Regions from separate parts of the Mus musculus genome. Here region 1 is linked to region 2. A link is a contact called in ENCODE Hi-C or POLR2A ChIA-PET data. All regions are on one chromosome and are shown on one strand. The core of a region is the stretch at or near the end of the contact, and the rest is flanking DNA. Distances in the headings are between cores, read along the strand shown. Region 1 overlaps Lrch1 (leucine-rich repeats and calponin homology (CH) domain containing 1). Region 2 overlaps Lrch1 (leucine-rich repeats and calponin homology (CH) domain containing 1).

Evidence for each region. A loop is a pair of places that touch in the nucleus more often than their neighbours do. ChIA-PET counts read pairs that join two places held with the same protein, here RNA polymerase II (POLR2A).
Region 1: a loop to region 2 is called in a map of Patski, with 1.8 times the contacts of the local background. The contact joins two enhancer-like sites. A Hi-C loop is called at or near these places in 9 of 37 maps with a recorded cell type or tissue (Patski, heart, left cerebral cortex and 1 more). POLR2A ChIA-PET finds 5 or more read pairs at or near these places in 2 of 5 experiments (Patski and embryonic stem cell).

The regions. Positions count from the first base shown.
Region 1 is chr14:74,912,469-74,917,878 of GRCm38, reverse strand. All of the region lies in intron 1 of Lrch1 (leucine-rich repeats and calponin homology (CH) domain containing 1), which reads left to right. Among named protein-coding and RNA genes, the nearest start is that of Gm10847, 7.0 kb to the left of the region's middle. Within about 2 kb of position 2,648, at least 1 of the 3 ENCODE cell types and tissues checked has a DNase peak (open chromatin) inside an H3K27ac peak, as active enhancers do.
Region 2 is chr14:74,873,357-74,879,335 of GRCm38, reverse strand. The region is part of intron 1 of Lrch1 (leucine-rich repeats and calponin homology (CH) domain containing 1); the gene reads left to right. Among named protein-coding and RNA genes, the nearest start is that of Gm10847, 46 kb to the left of the region's middle. Within about 2 kb of position 1,937, at least 1 of the 3 ENCODE cell types and tissues checked has a DNase peak (open chromatin) inside an H3K27ac peak, as active enhancers do.

The DNA.
Region 1 (5,410 bases), core at 1,399-3,898, 38 kb before region 2:
ATTTGCTGAAGCTCAAATAGCACCTGACAGATGCGAAGAGGCTCAGTAAGTCTAGGCCTCCTTTTATCTCTCCAAGATTCTTGGTTTGTAATGACCACATTCCAGGGATACTGCTTGTTCAAGGAAATGTCTCCTGTCCCCATTACTCTGATTTCAGAGACTAGAGAGTTGTGGCCCCCAGTGTCACCTCTGTTCCCGACCCTGTGTTTTTTTCTGACCCTGGCCCTGGGGTTTTTCAGAACCCTAGAAAGAGGTGCCAGACCTCTAACTCTTCCTGTGGTCCCAGGCAGGCTGCACTCCAAATACATGCATAACACTGATGCTGATGGAAAGGATGCCAGGTGAACCTTGAGGCTGGAGCTTCGGTGATGATGAGCCAAGGCAGTTTAGACAGCATTTCCGGATGTTTCTGAAAGGTTTGACGTAAGCCACAGGCATTTTTAGAAGTATCAGAGGAGAGGTAATGAAGATGCTAAGGCATACATACATGGTGACTTGCCTGAGCGGATGATGGGTTTAAACTGGCAGATGAATCTCTCAGGACACTCGTGACAAGTATGATTACTTAGGGATTAGAAGGAAAAAAAATATCCAAAGTAGTTTGTTCTCGTGTTATGGTACAGTTTTAGAGATTAAACACCATTTGTTTTCTGGTGAAAAGTTGAAAAATGTGTCTGTCTTATTGTTAAAACGGGGGTGTTATGGACTAGCAATGAGAATCTTAGGATTGTAAATGAGTTCTTTACTCTAGCTAGCTCATGTAAAAGACACAGAGACCTGGTATTTTATTAACAAGCTGTAAGCCTAGATTGGGAAGGCTCTGAGCTATTTTAACTTACATCTCAACCGTATGCCCCTTGCTACTTGTTTGAGTCTCTCCTGGGCTGACTTCTTCATCTTCTCTCTTCTTCTTTCCCTTCCTGGTGTTAAGTCCCTCCCTATTCTCTCTTCTGCCCAGCCATTGGCTAAATTAGAGAATAAATGGGGAGCAATGTTTACACAAACTTGAAACAGGAGATACTTGGAGTAAGCATTACAGTGTGTCCAGATTGCAACTAGATGGGTGGGCGGGCAGAGAAATCAGCGTTTGAATAATACAAGGATAGTCTTTAAACAGTTCACAAAAACATTATGCCCACATAGAACAGGTTCAGGTGAATTTAAGTGAAGATATGACCGCTCTTAGGTATGGTTGAAGAGGTTTATTGTAGATAGAGGGAGAACATAGCCAGGGGCATCTGGAAGAGTGCAGACTGAACATGGCAAACAGAATGGACTGGGCTGTGGGAGTCAGGGAGTGAGGGAGGAAGACAGAGAGCAAGAGAAGAGGAAGATAGGAAGATAAGAAGACAGGAAGAGGAGAGGAAGACAGAGAGGAAGAGAAGAGAAAGACAGAGGAGAAGAGATGGAGAGAGCACATGGAAACCAAGCAAACCAAGAGAGTGCAGCCAAAATGGTTGGGGCAGTCAAGCTGGGGGGTAGTGGGAGGGGTGAGGAGAGCTGGTCAGGGGGTGGGGTGAGGTTGGGGGTGTGGTTGTGGGGAGGGCACAGGTACTGAGTGAGACTGACCCAGGGACCTGACTTCAGGGAGCCATAGCCTACTGGCCCTTGTACACGGCGTGTGAGCCCCATCTCTTTGTTCTCTCCTCCCGGCTGCTCACATTAATTACTCTTAGGGTTTCCATTTCATTTTGCTATGCCAGGGTCATTACGGGATGGCGGGACTGTGGCCACTAGCATTATGGCGACCTTTAAATAGGATTTAATGTGAGAAAATCGGAGGAATGTGCAGATCCGAGGCCCCATTTCTCCCCATGAGCCTGATAGTTGTAAATGCAGTTATTTGATCTCTTCTGAGTGACTTATTTTGTAGTCATTTGTATTTACAGCACGCTGCTTGCCCAAGTGTGAAAACCAGAGCCATAGAGTTTCGGTATTATCTGAAGTCATAAAATACCTTTTATGTACACAGTAAATCTGGGAGAGATTATAGTAGAAAACCCCTACAGACCAAGCACACTGAAAGTGGTGGCAATTTTCAGAGATAAATAAGTTACTTATAATTCTGATTAAAGTCTCTGCCAGTTACATGTTAAGTAACCCTCAACTCTGCTCTTTTCCTTGTTTCTTTTCCTGGTAGATGTGCCTGCTCTAGGATGGTTAGAGCCTTAGCCAGTTTCCTCTACCCTGGCTCTTGACCCATAAACCCCACCAGTTAGATTCACAATTACTATTGTCCTATGTGTGCTGTGTCTGCGTGTTTGGTATATTTGGTTGTGGATATGTACATACATAGATGCATGCATACAAATGCATGTATGCGTCTATATGTGTGTATATATGTCTATGTGTATTATATATATGCATGCATGTATATGCTTGTATGCATATATGCATACACACACACACACACACACACACAATTTGAGGTAACTGGGGTGATCAGATTCCTTCCCCTTGCTATTCTGTGTTTTTCCTTCCTGCAGGTTGTAGCAAGACTAGACTCAGTAAACAGAGGCATTCTCTTACAGAAAAAGCAGTGACATTTCAAAACACAAACACTGGCAGCGGCTTCCCCGGCTTCCTCGTGTGAGCCACACTCAGCCCACACTCCCACCCCGCAGTTGTCTCCAAGATGTCGCTGGCAGATGCTTGTGTTTTCCTTGAGCTACAGTCCATTCATGCTCAGTGCTGTGATGTGCGTGCTGACTCTGGGATCTCTCTGGCTTCATTCTGGAGACGAGAACGGTTTTCATGTTCCCACCAGGCTGACATTTTTAAGAGCTCAGCCAATTCGAGATGTTGGATTTTACTTTTTCTTGTCTCTCTACTCTGGATGGAATGGAAGTCAGGCAGGCCAGAAGGCTGGATGGCATTGTTCCGCCAGTCTCCCAGACAGGTGAGGCAGAGGGATTAAGGAGTAATTGGTGCTCTCTTTGCAGAATGATTTTTGTTCAAACCTGAGCTTCCTCTGAGGACTGGGAAAAGTGAACTGAACTGGTGGTATTCAGTTTATTGAGCAGTGGTTCTGTACACATCTGTTTGGTCTCTCCTGATTTTAAAAGACTAGCTGTTGACCTGGCTGGGCCTGTCCCTAAATCGTTGTCTGTTTCTCCTTTGGCTGTCCTGACCATGAGTATATGTCACTAAGAGTGTTTCCCATAATGGGGCAACCCTTCCCAGGTCTCTTGTCTTACCCAGCAGCCTTGGAGTTGTTGACAGCAAGAATAGTCTTATTTCATTTTAAGAAATCTTTAAAATGGTCCTTATTGTTATTGTGTATGTATACTTGCTTGTGTGCACAGGTGCTCTCATGTGTGTGATCATGTGTGTGTACACATGCTTAGGAGTGTGGGAGGTCAGCCCTGGATATTGTTTATCAGTCTCTGTCTGTGTTTTCTTTTTTTGAGACAGGGTCTCTCACTGGTTGGAAAGAACTGTTTAGGCAAGGTTGGCCAGTTAGGACTCAGAGATCTGCATCTCTGTGTGCTCCCCCCTCCCCTACCCAGAGTGCTGTGATTACAAATTCATGTATCGGGGATTGAACTCGGGCCCTAATGCTTGTGTGGCAAGCCCTTGAGCCTCTGAGCTCTCACCCTACTTCAAGTCTATTATTTTTCCCATAACTTCTTGAAGCCCAAGGCAACTCCACGCCACTGCAAGTAAGTTAATTTATTCCCATTTAGCACTTTCTTCCTAAATTGGGTGAGGAGGAAGATGATTCAGGGCCCCCAGCGAATCTCCCCTGCACTGTGAATAGATGTCTTGTCGAATGCCGGGCAGATCCAGTTGTGGACTGCGTCAGTTTAGCTGCTTCCCCTTGACTGCCGCTTGTCCCCTCCCAGGGACAAGGAGATGATAGTTCTCTTGTGTGTTTGTATTTCCTCTTCTCAGGAGCTGAGGTGTGCCTTCTCTGGTCCCCACCTCCCACTGCCTTGGCATTTCTTATCTTTTGGGGTTCTTTTGTTTCACTTGCCCAGAGCTGGGAATTGCAGTTAAACCAAGTCTCCCCCTGCTTGGCACTCCTGTCCCGTGGCCTTGGAACTCCCAGCAAGGATACTTCTCTGTTTGCCCCACAGCGAAACTTCAGCTTTGCTATAAATGGCAAAGTTACTGAATTGCCTTGGCTCCACGCCAAATGCTGGAAATAATTTGAGAGTATAAAAACATAGCTTTCATATGAAAATATTTATTTTAGGAGCCTTCGGTAGGCTTGTGTGTGTGTGTGCGCGCGCGTGCTAGTCATTTTCATTATGAATTAGTTCCTTTCTCTGACTGTGTGGATAAACCTTCCTGAACATCTGATTTACTGAGATGGCGACGATTCTTGTCCCACACTGTCACCCCTCCCATCAGGGAAGGCATAAATGACGCAATCGAATTTGAATTAAAAAAAAAATCTGCTCTGAGATGCCTTTGGTACACAGGAAAGGCTGCTGGGAACACGTACTTTTTGTTGTTAAGATTTGTTTTTTTAATGCAGGGCGTGGTGGCCCACACCTTTAATCCCAGCTCTCCAGAGGCTATGGCAAGTTGATAAAGGATCTCTGTGAGTCTGAGGCTAGCCTGGTCTACCCAGTGAGTTCTACACTCAGAGAAATCCTGTCTCAAAAACAAGCAAGCAAACAAACAATAACATCAAAACAGCACCCTCCCCCCCCAAAAAAAAAACCACAAACCAAAAAGTTTGTTTTTACTGATATACATTCGTGTATGTCTGAATGCATGAAAGTGCTACATATATTTGGGTACCACTGAGGCCAGAGGAGGGTATTGGATGCCCTGGAACTAGAATTATAGGCTGTAGTGTGCCACCCCAAATGGGTGCTGTGAACCAAACTCAGGTCCTCTGCAGGAGCAGCAGACACACTTAACGACTGACCATGGGCCCATTTTCTAGCCTTCCTTGTTTTTGTTTTTTGCTCTGAGCCAGGGCTCATGCAGCTCAGACTGGCCTAGAACTTGGTGTGTAGCAGGGTCTGGCCTAGACCTTCTACCCTTTTGCCTTCACTTCCCAAGTGCTCAGATCACAAGTGTGTACCCCAACATCCGACATTCACGGTGTGCTCAGCGAGGTCCAGGCTAGCAACTTCACCCCCTTCCCACTGGCAACTAAATGGATGGATAAGGACAGAGATTGGTTCTGGATGGAGGGAAATGGCACAGCGAAGCAAGCCATCACTTCATAAGCTCACTAGAAAATAACCAAAGATAAAAATTGTGATTTCAGAGAACTTGCCGTCTACTAAACTGTCCTTGAGTCCTTGCATCTGAACGAGGCCTGAGGAGGCTTAAACCAGGCTGCCCCCTGTCCTTGGGGTCAGGGTGACACTTGTGCTTTGAGTTAATAAAGCAGGGTAGGTGTTGGAGCTTGGTCATAGTTGTTCTAAAGGTTTTACATTTCAGTCAA
Region 2 (5,979 bases), core at 688-3,187:
GATTTATTGGTTGGCCTTTATTTTTTGAGACAGGGTCTTATGCAACCCAGGCTGACCTAGAAATCAGTTTGTAGTCAAGGCTGCCTTTGATCCTCCTGCCTTTACTTCCCAAGGGTTGGGTATTGTAGGTGTATACCACTATGTCTTTAATATACTAAAATATGAGGGACTACTTGATGAAAGGAAAGAGGCTACAAGAAAAAATAGGAAGGGGATGGTGGGATGTTTTCCAGGTGAAAGTGATTGCCATGCAAATAATATAATAATAATAATAATAATAATAATAAATAAAAAAGTTAGAAAGAACGGCTATAAGCTGGTGTTAGCTACAAAATGTGTAGGGCAGTAAGTGCCTAAGGCACGGGCTGCACAGGCTCAGCTGTGACCCTGTAGACTTTGGAGTCACGTGGAGGGTCTGTTCAGCTTCCTAGTACCCATCACTACCAGAAAGAGTCTAATGTTTGGTCATGAGTGCATGACTGTGCCATGGTGGCTTCAGCACTCTGCTGCCCCCAGCCCCTTATGACCACTCCAACTCACCATGGAAATGCCCTGGAGCAGGACATGGGACACAGGACACAGCGTTGCTACAGCTGAAGTTTATAAAGCATCCCCTGGACTAGCCATCTTGAAAGTGTCACAAATCATCTTTCTTTTTTTTTTTTTTAATTTTTGTTCTGAATTTGACAGTGCCTGGGAAATCTCTCTGAACTCTAGGCACCCAGCCCTGTGGGCATGCATCTTGTGCCCCGTGTGCTGAGCAAAAATTAAAAGAACCACATTTATAATGCTGCTAACCAACGGCATGGTTAAGGCCTCTAATTGGCTGGCCGAAGTTGGCAATGCTCCACTCACTGGAGCCCCTTGTAATTAAACTTTGGTTCTGTTTTTAGGACTATCCTCAGCAGAGTAGGACCTAGCATTCGAGCTCAGTGGAGTCTCAGCCTTGGTGAAGGGCAGGCTGTACTGGAACTCATGGACTAAGGAAATGATCCTGTGCCTGTGAGTCCAAGAAGAACATTGACCAATCAGTTATATAGCAAGAGGAGAGCTAAGGCTCCTTTACAGCAGGGCCATCTGGATCCGAGGTGCATCTTTCTTATTTTATAAGACCTGCGAGGTAAGAAGTCAAAGTGCTTACTTGCTCCTGAAGCTCAGAGTTTGGTAAAAGTGCTACCACGAGGCCAGTTCTGATTTCCCTTTTAGTTTCATGTTCATTGAGCCACTGGCCTGGGAACCGGCATGGCTTATGCGATGGGAATGAGACTCCATATTGACGCTTTGCATTCTGGGAGAGGTGCGTTTGACTTTCTCCCTGCTGTGAAATGCAGTTAGGTTGATCCTAGGACAAAGCATGGATCCTAGGCAGCAAAGCATGGATTGACACAGCAACGGCAGAGTGGAAAGCATTTGTCATCTCTTTGTGGTGAGCTCAGACTTCATAGAGCTCTGGTTTTCCCACCCTGTGCTTCTTTTGCAGTTCTACCCTTGTCCCCCTCATACCTTGTACCCCCACTCCCTAGTTCTGCCTGAAGGGAGAATGTCCTCCCCAGATCTGGGACTCACATTTGTCTGAAGGCCACAGGGAGAATCCACGATTGGCCCCTCCTTCCTCCTTCCTCCCTCCTCCCTCCTCCCTCCTCCCTCCTCCCTCCTCCCTCTGAACTCTATTTAGACTTACAGGAAAAGATTTGTGGCTTTTTGCAAGCTTTCAACTCTGAGGTATTTTGGAAAACTGTAATTTTGTTTGTTCCCTGCTGTATGCTGTGGCTTCTTCAGATACGAGTGTGATTATTTTCTGCATCCTTTCCATAGCAAACATTTCTCCCTTGACTCCAGGCTCCAAAAGTAGGCTCTGGAATGCATCCGTCCCACAGACCCTGCTCCTTGGCAGTGGCTGTCTCCACAGTCAACAAGCTGGCTGCTCTGCTTGGGCTGCCTCTCCAGGTGCCTCTTGGTCTTGCTCGGGCACTTGGCCTCCACATGCTCGGCAGTCAGACGTGCCCAGTGTGTGGCAGATTCCCTGGAAGCCATGAATTACTGCTGAGTTATTATGAAACTTAATTTGATGATAATGAGGTAGTTCTGGGTAATAGCACTTTGGGTGGATTTTACCCATAAATCAGTAATTTGTGGGAGACCATTAGCGAGTGGCAGGGATTCTCATGGTGGACTGTTGGATTACTGGGTTTGGATCCTAGAGTTTTCACACACCCCCTGCACCCCTAGGAATTTTATAGTTTCTAAACTGCTAAAATTTTAGTCTGCTTGGAATTTATTTTGGTATAAGAAACCGATTTTGGATCTAGCTATTCTTTTCAAGCATTTAAAAAAAATGTGTGTTAGAATATACATGACATTAAATATAGCACTTTAAGCATTTGTGGCTATGTGTAGTGTATATGTGATGGATATGTGCATATGTGAGCACATGTGTGTGTAGAAGTTAGGGGTTGGCACTGTTTTCCTCAGCCCTTTATTTTATTTTGTTTTATTTTATTTTATTTTATTTTGAGATAGGATGGCTCACTGAACCTGGAGTTCACTGCTTACTGAGACTAGCTGGAGACCTGCCTATTTCTGCATCCCCTGCTCTGGGATTTCAGGCATCTACCATGGTGCCAGCTTCCCCTTGAGTATTGGCTATTCCATTTGGAGTCCTCATGCTGACTATACAGCGCTTTACAGGCTGAGCTATCTTTCCATCCCCCACTTTACACATTTTTATTTATGTGTAGAGTTCGATGGCGTTCAGTACATTTATAACTTTTTGACCTTTAAGCTGTGCCCTAGAAGCCAAGTTATTTTAACATTCCATGTCCCACTTTCCTTTTTGTAAGTAAGGGGAAACACCCTACTAAGTTTTTCTTAGTGGAGGTTGACCTTGAACTCACCATCTTCCCGTCTTTGCTGTGTGAGTACTGGGATTGCAGGAGTGTGCCAATGAGCCTGGCAAGGTTGTCTGTAAATGAGATTGAGAATTAGGAAAGCTTTTTTGTTCATCAGGCTGTGCGGTGAGTGCTCAGCAATGGTGGGGGCTAAAAAGGCTCACAGGGACAGCCAGGGCTGCTCAGAGGAACCCTATCTTAAAAAAAAAAATCAACCAATCAATCAAAAACAAATGAACAAGCAAACAAACAAGCAAGGCTCGCAGGGACAGTCAGGGCTACTCAGATGTTCACATGGAAGCCAAGGCTACTCAGAAAAACCCTGTCTTAAAAAATCCAACCAACCAACCAAGAAACTGACCAACGAACCAAGAAACCAACCAACCAACCAACCAATCAACCAACGGACCAAACAAGGTGGCTTACACTACAAGCAGGCTACTTAAGATGCATTTGAGTCTTGTGTCTCAAGCATGCCCTGTATAACACTAACACGCACACGCACACACACTCACACACACACACACACACACACACACACACACACACACACACACACACGGAATAATTACTTTCCATTCCTTTGCTGTGAAGACAGAATTCTCATTGCAAAGCTCAGATAATTTTGCATCATTTTTGTGTGACTTGAGCATAGTGTTAATACTGTGATTTGGATTTCAGGAGAGAAGGTTTTTTTAAAAACAGATTTAGATGATACAGGATTCATAATAAAAAGATAAAGTCTCTTAATATCCATATATAAAACAATGCAGTGGACTGGAAAGGGGGAGGCCTTCTGAATATATTTTGCTCTTTTCAGAGTCTTAAAGGAAATTTCTTTTCTTAAGATGTTGTAATAGTTATTTGTTACTTAGAAGGAACTCAAGATGAAGAAATGGTATGTGCTCAAAGTGAGAAAAAAGGTAAACCATGGGCGAACAGTAAGCATTCGCTTATATTTAAATCTTTTGGAAAATTTATGTGTGAACCTAATACGTCAGTTAATTATAGCACTTTGAATTATAGCCCCGAGAAGCCAAGCCTCGTGTCAGGGGGGAAATCACGTGAGTTCGTTTGTACTTTATAGTGAGCAGCCTTCTTGTTCTTTGCTTCAGCAAGAGACACCCAAATTCATTTGCAAAGAGGCGATAGGAATTGTTCGAATCAACTCTTGCTAGCTTTAAAATTCATGTTCTTATAATACTGTATTCAGTCACCACCACAAACATGCCTTTCTTAGCCACACTGTCTTAGCTAAATGTGAACTTTGAAAATGGGAAAATCAGGCACTTTTTTAGACAGTTTACTCTTTGTTTCATAGTTTGGGGCTTTTAAAAAAAAAAAAAAAACAAAAAAAAAAAAAAACAAAACGTTGCCAAGGGGAAAATCTCATGGAAGGAGCCTAGCTTTTACGTTGGCCTGGTGTTTTGGTCGACGATCCTGGTGTTTTGTTGTTTTGCGGAATTGGTAGTAACCTTAAGTTTAATTGAACAAACTCTTACTTCTAAAGCATAGATCATACTTCTTTTCTAAAAGTAAGTGAAGAATGTCTAATTAAATTTCATCACTCAGATACATGTGCTGGGTCAGGGACTCAGGGTATTGGGGTAACAGTGTTGTCATTATTGCATTAAGGGATACCTGTGCAGAGCATGCTGAGGTAGGGATCACACTGGGCCTGGGGGCAGAAGGTATGCATTTCACAATCTTGCACTTTCTCTTGCTTTGAACAGTTGTGACAGAGAAAGGTGTCGGCCTCATGGTGTAGAGGCTGCTGGTAGGCTCCTTCCTTGTCACATGTTCTTGGGGCACCATGACACTCCTTATCCTTATACTGATGTCTTCCTAGCCCACATTGTGCCAATACACTTCCTGTGGATGGACCTTAAGTCCCAAGTCAAGTGGAAAAAACAGGCCCTCTACTTGGCTACCCAATGATGCTCTTAAGTCAGTTTAGTAGAAACAAGTGTCATGGTGACACCTCTCCCACCGTCACCCCCTAATTTAAAAAAAAAATTTCTCCTGTATTTCTTTTAGCAAGTGGTACACCTGTGGGCACCGTCCTGCGCAGGCTGGAAGCCTGAGATACACTGCAGATTAGACTGATGGCTAAGCTCTGTTAACGCTGCTGCTTCACCGATGGCTCTCTTGTCTGTCGTTTCATCCGTTTCCACATTGCTCCTTCCCCTGATTCTCCTCAAGGATGTATATAGATGTTCCCCTGTGCATCCCTGATGAATATCTTAGGTCTCGGGGGGGGGGGGGGGGGTAGTAATGCTTTCTCAGAGAGCTACCCGTCCTTCCATTCTGCACCCTGGCTGTGCCTGTGATCCAAGAAGGAGTACTCCGCTTGCCCTGGCAGGCTCCCAGGTACTTGTCCAGAGACTCATCCACACACAGGTCCATGTTTCTTGGAAACCTTCCTCAACCTTTGTCAACCAAGCAGGATTTTTACCATGTTTAGAAATGTCCCTCTAACTCTCTGTACTTTCTCTTTTGTTTGACTGTCTGCCTTCTCCATCAGTCTGAGTGTTACTATAGGTTATAAATTAAGTCTCACTCATGTCCGTATATACTAACATGGCATATGTGTCTCATAAATGACATCTCAGTAAATGACTGTGTGATTGTGGGAATGTTGCAGTGGTTTTTGCTGGAGTGGGAAGGCACTTACAGGTTTCCCCTCAGTACTCATGACCTACTACTGAGTAGCAACCTTCCATGATCTCCAGAGGGAGGGTTTTTTTTTTTCCCCTACTTTTATCTCCCCATCCCCCATCATGGTTGGGGGTTAGACCCAGGGCTTTCTTTACACATGCTCAGTAAAGGCAAGTGTCATATGACTGTGTTGCACTCCCAGATCCCAGGATGAGCTTGCTGGTGAGCAAAAGTCCTGAGGTTGAATGTGTCCGACCGAAAGACTGCAGTGAATTAATTGTATAACAGTTTGTTCAGGGGGCTGGGCCATCAGCACGGTTTCATGTTTAATCCGTAAACTCATGTGATAACCCATGTTGCATTGTACTGCTGTGATCTCTGCCCAAACACTCTCTGTTGACTGCTTCTTACTTCACTACTCCCCTTCTAGTTT